Regions from separate parts of the Homo sapiens genome. Here region 2 is linked to region 1. Evidence: chromatin loops called from intact Hi-C (ENCODE). Cell type or tissue: dorsolateral prefrontal cortex. All regions are shown on one strand. Links, peaks and the distances in the headings refer to the core of each region. The heading gives the core; the rest is flanking DNA.

Evidence for each region. A loop is a pair of places that touch in the nucleus more often than their neighbours do. Peaks named below come from ENCODE experiments on the same cell type or tissue, not always from the same donor. Only the 100,000 strongest peaks of a DNase experiment are listed, where the experiment ranks them.
Region 2: it touches region 1 in a loop (3-fold over the local background); 1 of 110 quality-filtered maps calls a loop at or near these places.

The regions. Positions count from the first base shown.
Region 1 is chr19:5,626,348-5,629,253 of GRCh38, reverse strand. It overlaps SAFB (scaffold attachment factor B), which reads right to left. Exons shown (of 21, transcript NM_001201338.2): 2 at 2,765-2,849. Among named protein-coding and RNA genes, the nearest start is that of SAFB, 4.7 kb to the right of the region's middle. In dorsolateral prefrontal cortex, for the core only: no CTCF peak of the experiment used is centred there; a DNase peak (open chromatin) is centred at 1,573; H3K4me3 peaks cover 969 bases; H3K27ac peaks cover 2,009 bases.
Region 2 is chr19:5,296,113-5,299,018 of GRCh38, reverse strand. The region is part of intron 1 of PTPRS (protein tyrosine phosphatase receptor type S); the gene reads left to right. Among named protein-coding and RNA genes, the nearest start is that of PTPRS, 43 kb to the left of the region's middle. RefSeq lists an enhancer at 320-820. In dorsolateral prefrontal cortex, for the core only: no CTCF peak of the experiment used is centred there; no DNase peak of the experiment used is centred there.

The sequences.
Region 1 (2,906 bases), core at 142-2,641:
TAGACACAGGGTCTTGCTCTGTAACCCAGGCCTAAGTTTACTTTTAAACATTGTACATACACACACAGTCTGGAGAAGTATGCCTAACTTTTAGTAGTGGGCTGTCCCGACTGTGAACAACTTCTGCTTTTTACTCCCATGCACGTATTTTAAAACCTGCCGGGCGCAGTGGCTCACAACTGAAATCTAAACGTTTTGTGGGGCTGAGGTGAAAGCACTGCTTGAGGCCAGGAGTTCAAGGCTGCAGCGAACTATGACTGCGCGACTACCCTCCATCTGAGTGACAGAGTGAGAACCCACCTCAAAAACAAAACAAAAACAGCAACAAAAGCCTGTAGTACAAGTATTTGCTTTTATCAGAAGAAAAAGGAAAACAAAAAAGGAGATCCACAGGCTCTGTTTTTTGCTTTTATTATTTCTTTCTCCATTGATTTTCCAGGACTCTTTGCCTTGGCAGAAGTATACTTGAGTAAAGGCAAAAACACGCAATGTATCATGAGCCACAGAAGTGACTTCATTCTGCTGTTCTCCCAGCACTTACCCCAAACACTGTGGCTGACACTGGGGCCTGACTCTCAGATATTTAAACCCAGTACTTCACCACCAAGTATTAGTTATTATCTCATTTAGTTTTGGGCCCTGAGAACCAGGCCTTCAATTACAGGTTGGGCAACCCTATCTGAAACTGAAACCTTCTGAGCACTGACATATTGCCACAAGTAGAAAATTCCACACCTGATGTGTGGAATTAGTGAAAGTTTTGTTTCATGCACAAAATTATAAAAAATATGGTATTAAATTATCTTCAGGTGTATAAGAAACAAATTTCTTGTTTAGATTTGGGCCCCAATCCCAAGATTATCTCATTATGCGTACGAAAATACCGCACAAAATCCAAAAAATGAAACCCTTCTGGTCCCAAGCATTTCAGATAGGGAAAACTCTACATGAACCAAGAGAACATTCGGTCTACAAGCCCAGCTTCAGCTGATTCTTTTTTTTAGGGGGATGGAGTCTTGCGGTCGCCCAGGCTGGAGTGCAGTGGTGCGATCTGGGCTCAGTGCAACCTCCACCTCCTGGGTTCAGGCAATTCTCCTGCCTCAGCCTCCTGAGTAGCTGGGATTACAGGAGCCCGCCACCACACCTGGCTAATTTTTATATTTTTAGTAGAGACGGGGTTTCATCATGTTGGCCAGGCTGGTCTCGAACTCCTGACCTCAGGTGACCAGTCCGCCTCAACCTCCCAAAGTGCTGGCATTACAGGTGTGAGCCACGGCGCCCTGCCTCAGCTGATTCTTTCTTAAGCCAATAGTTGAGTGTTACCAAGTTAAACCATTGAAGGGGAAAGAAAGATAAACAAGACACAGCCCTAGTCCTCATCAATCTGCTCTTGACAGAAGGCAAGATGACATAAATATTAAACCAAGGGGTAAGGAACTATGCCACGGGAGGACAGAGGACCCAAGGAGACGAGTTGCTATTGGTGGGATGGATCAGTTGTCTTTTGAGGAACTAGGTCTCTAAGGCAGACAGATGGGGAAGGGTGGGCGGAGCGAAGTCACAGAGAACCAGGAGAGTAAATCACGTGTTTGGGGCCTGACTAAAGCACAGGGTGTGGGGGATGGGCAAGAGAGATTTCGGTAAGATGGTGAGAGTCATGTCATGTGGAATGTGACTTTTACTGTATAAGCTGCTTTTAAAAGAAATGTTAAAGTGACAATTCTGTTTTTGCCAAGTGCTGTTTATAAGGGATGTTATTTTCTCCAAGTCCAAGCAATAGGAGGCTCAGGCAGTCCTACTTTTTGGACTCCATGTTGGAGTTCAGTGGTGCCATGATAGCTCAGTGCAACCCTGAACTCCTGGGTTCAAATGATCCTCCCGCCTTAGCCTCCCAAGTAGCTAGGAAAACAGGCGTGCCTCGACGCCTAGGTACTTTTTTTTTTTGGCAGTGGATAGAGGCAGCCCAGGCTGGTCTCAAACTCCTAGACTGAAACCATTCTCCTGCCTTGGGTTCCCAAAGTGTTGGGATTACAGGTGAGAGACACTGTGCCCCGCCCCCACCCCCCTTTTTTTTAAGAGAGACTGGGTCTTGCTCTGTCACCCAGGCTGGAGTGCAGTGGTGCAATCATTAGGTCATTGCAGGCTTGAGCTCCTGGGCTCAAGTGATCCCCCTCCTAAAACTCCCAAGTAGCTGGGATCACAGGTGCATGCCATCATGCCTGGCTAATTTCTTTTTGGTGGGGATGGGGGTCTCCCTATGTTGCCCAAGCTGATCTCAACCTCCTGGGGTCAAGTAATCCTTCCGGTTCAGCCTCCCAAGCAGCTGGGACCACAGATGCATGCCACCACACCGGGCCTTTAAAAGTTTTTTTGTAGAGCTGGGTTTTGCTATGTTGCCCAGGCTGGTCTTGAACTCCCAGGCTCATGTGATCCTCCTACCACAGCCCCGAGTCGCCTGGAATTACAGGCACACGCCACTGTGACTGACTCCCAAAAGACTCCTTATTTAAGGACCGCTGACAATCTACAGAGGAAAATGAATAAAGGACAAATACTCCTTCCATCCTCCATTGGAATTCCCAGATACCAAGAAAACAAAACACAGTAGAGAGATCTTGAAAGAAAATGCAAAGCTTCGCTGAAGGCTCCCAGTTCAGAGTGGTTCACAAGTCCAACACACAGACAAGTAAACGAGGCACATTAGCAATGTATTCGTTTTGAAGAAAGCACTTAACATGAAACTTGCTTATGAAATCCTCCATACCTTTGCTAGACCTCTTTGATGTTTTCTTGTTTCCCTCGGAGGTAATTTCAATTTCGTCAGGATTACCACCTTCATCTTCAATTGCCTAAAAAGAAGGGAAAAGTAAAGTTGATCCAAAAAGTCAGCTCACACACTGCTTTCA
Region 2 (2,906 bases), core at 169-2,668, 330 kb after region 1:
TGGGTTGGGAAGGGAATATGGAGAAAGATGGACAAAGTGAGTAGAAATTTAGGAGACAAACGTGAGAGTATTTCCAGACCAACACCATATGGGGTGAGGGAGGAAAAGCAGTGAGGGCCAGCTTCCAGGTTCTAGCCTGAGCCCCTGGAAGGACAGAGCTGCTATCAGCAGAGTTGGGGAAGACATGGGAGGAATGGCTTTGCTGGATCCAGCCATGCCTGAAGGTGTCACACATTTTCCAGGAAGGGGAAGGTAGCCTGGCCTGCGGGGGCGGACAGGTGAAAAAGGCAGACATGGAGCTGGGGCGTGCCTGTGGTGGGCATCATGCCCGCTGCGGTGCGGCTGGCGGGTAGACCCGGCGCCAGGGCTGTGATGTGAACATGGGTGAGGCGGGCTCCTGGCTGGTTGGCACCCGCCCATGCCCCGGGTCATGAATGCTGTGCTAGGTAGGAGGCGGGAGCCTTGGGCATGGGCAAGACCAGGGCAGGGAAGCTGAGAGGAAGCTGCCCAACCAGTTTCTCTCTGGCTCTCACAGCCAAGAGTACAGAGTTTGTACCTAAATGAAATGTCTGGGGGTTTTGGTGCCAAATATGAAGGAGGTGGGACAGACAGGCTGGGGGAGGGGGTCCTGCCCCGGTCAAGGGTATGGTTTTATCTGAGGGTTCCCCATCAGGGAAGGTTTAAAGGCTTGAGAACATCCCAATGCAGTCACCCCTGCTTTGGAAGTTTCTTCAGGAGACGAAGGGACACAGCTGTGTCTAAGAATGTCCCTCACAGTGTTGTTTATAAGGGACATAATGGGATAAACAAGTGGGAATTGATTAAATTCTGTGACCCGGACACTGGAACATGGTCTGCTAATGGTGATCCCCATCGAACGAAAGAAAAGCACCCATTCGTATGCATAGAAGAAAGACTGGAAGGAGGCCGGGCGCTGTGGCTCACGCCTGTAATCCCAACACTTTGGGAGGCCGAGGCGGGCGGATCATGAGGTCAGGAGTTTGAGACCAGTCTGGCCAACATAGTGAAACCCTGTCTCTACTAAAAATACCCAAAAAATTAGCCGGGCGTGGTGGTGTGCGCCTGTAATCCCAGCTACTCAGGAGGCTGAGGCAGGAGAATTGTGTGAACCCGGGAGGCAGAGGTTGCAGTGAGCCGAGATCGTGCCACTGCACTCCAGCCTGGGCGATGGAACGAGACTCTGTCTCAAAAAAAAAAAAAAAAAAAGAAAAGAAAAGAAAGACTGGAAGGAAATGGTTAGCCTCAGGGCCATCGTATTTGCTGTTCCTCCTGCCTGCAACTCTGTTGTCATAGGTGTTTGTATGTCTGATTTGCTCTCTTCCTCCAGGTGTAAATGCAATTATCACCACTTCTAAGAGGCTCCCCCAGGGACCCCCCAGTTTTTGCAGCCTTGCAGTGTGGTTTATTTAATTATTTTTGGCATCTCTTAGCACTGCCCGGCCTTATGTTATTGACAGTGTTTGTTTTTCTGTGGGTGTCCATCCCCCCTGCAACTAGTCTGTGCCCCCCAACAGGGGCAGGAGTGCTGGTTCCATCATGCTTACCACTGTGTCCTCAGCACAGCACACAGTAGGTGCTCAGCACATGTACAGGGAAAGAATGAATGAGAACGGCCGCATGAAACAGTTTCTCTCTAGGCGAGGGATGGATTGTGGGTAACTTTTATTTTCTTCTTTATGCTGATTTTACCTAATTTTCTGCTGCACGCGCCTATTTTATAATTAGAAGAAAAGTTATTTTGAAAAAAATTACCCCCCAACGTCCCAGCTGTGGGAGCTGACGTGATCCAGCCCCGTGTTCCTCCCCAAGGGCAGCCGCCTCCTGGGTGTATACAGAGGACATATCAATGGAACGTTTTTGGAGGGGTCCAGGGGTCAGCCCCCAAGGGCACGGAGTAGGCGGGGCAATCAGGGAGGGCTTCCTGGAGGTGGCCACCCTTAACCTTTAGGGTGCTCAGGCCAAAAACCCAGAAGTCATCCTTGAGTCCCCTCTTTTCTGTACATCCCCAAATGAGCCGTTTAGAAAATTCTATTGGGTCTGCCTAGAATGTGCCTTTCTCCCTCATCCTCTACCCAGTCCAGCCCCAGCCTAGTCATCCCCCACAGTCTGCCCTCCCCACAGCAGCTGAGCATGTCTGTGAGTACCTGAGTCAGGGCCTTCCTCTACCCACAGCCCTCCATGGCTCCCACCTTCCTCAGGGTCAAAGCCCAATTCCTCCTGGAGGCCTCTGAGGCCGTGCGCATCTTGTCCCCATTCCTTCCCTCCCCTCCCTCCCCTCCCCTCCTCTTTGTCTCCCCTTCCTCACTCTGCTCCAGCAACACTGGCCTCCTCGCCATTCCTCCAACACGCCAGGTGCAGTGCTGCCCCGGGGCCTTTGCATGGACTGAGCTCTCTGCCTGGAATCCTCTTTCACTTTCTCTCACCTTCTCCTGGTCTTTGTTCGCATGTCACCTCCCCTCTCTCCTATCCTGTGTTTATTTTATTTTACATTTTTTTAGAGATAGAGTCTCGCTCTGTCGCCCAGGCTGGACTGCAGTGGCACCATCCTAGCTCACTGCAGCCTCAACTTCCTGGCCTCAAGCGATGCTTCCGCCCTCAGCCTCCCAAGTAGCTGGAACCACAGTCATGCGCCACCAGGCCCAGCTAATTTTTAAAAGTTTTTGTAGAGATGATGGGCTATATTGCCCAGGCTGGTCTCAAACTCCTGGCCTCAGGCGATCCTCCCTCCTCATCCTACAACCCTGAACCCAATCATCCTCAGGGCCCTTACCACCATCTGACCCACAGTGGATTTGATTTCTTTTGTTTCTCATGTGTCACCCTCTTTAGAGCATCCACACCCTGAGGGCAGGGATCTTTGTCAGTCTTGGTCACTGTGTGTCTAG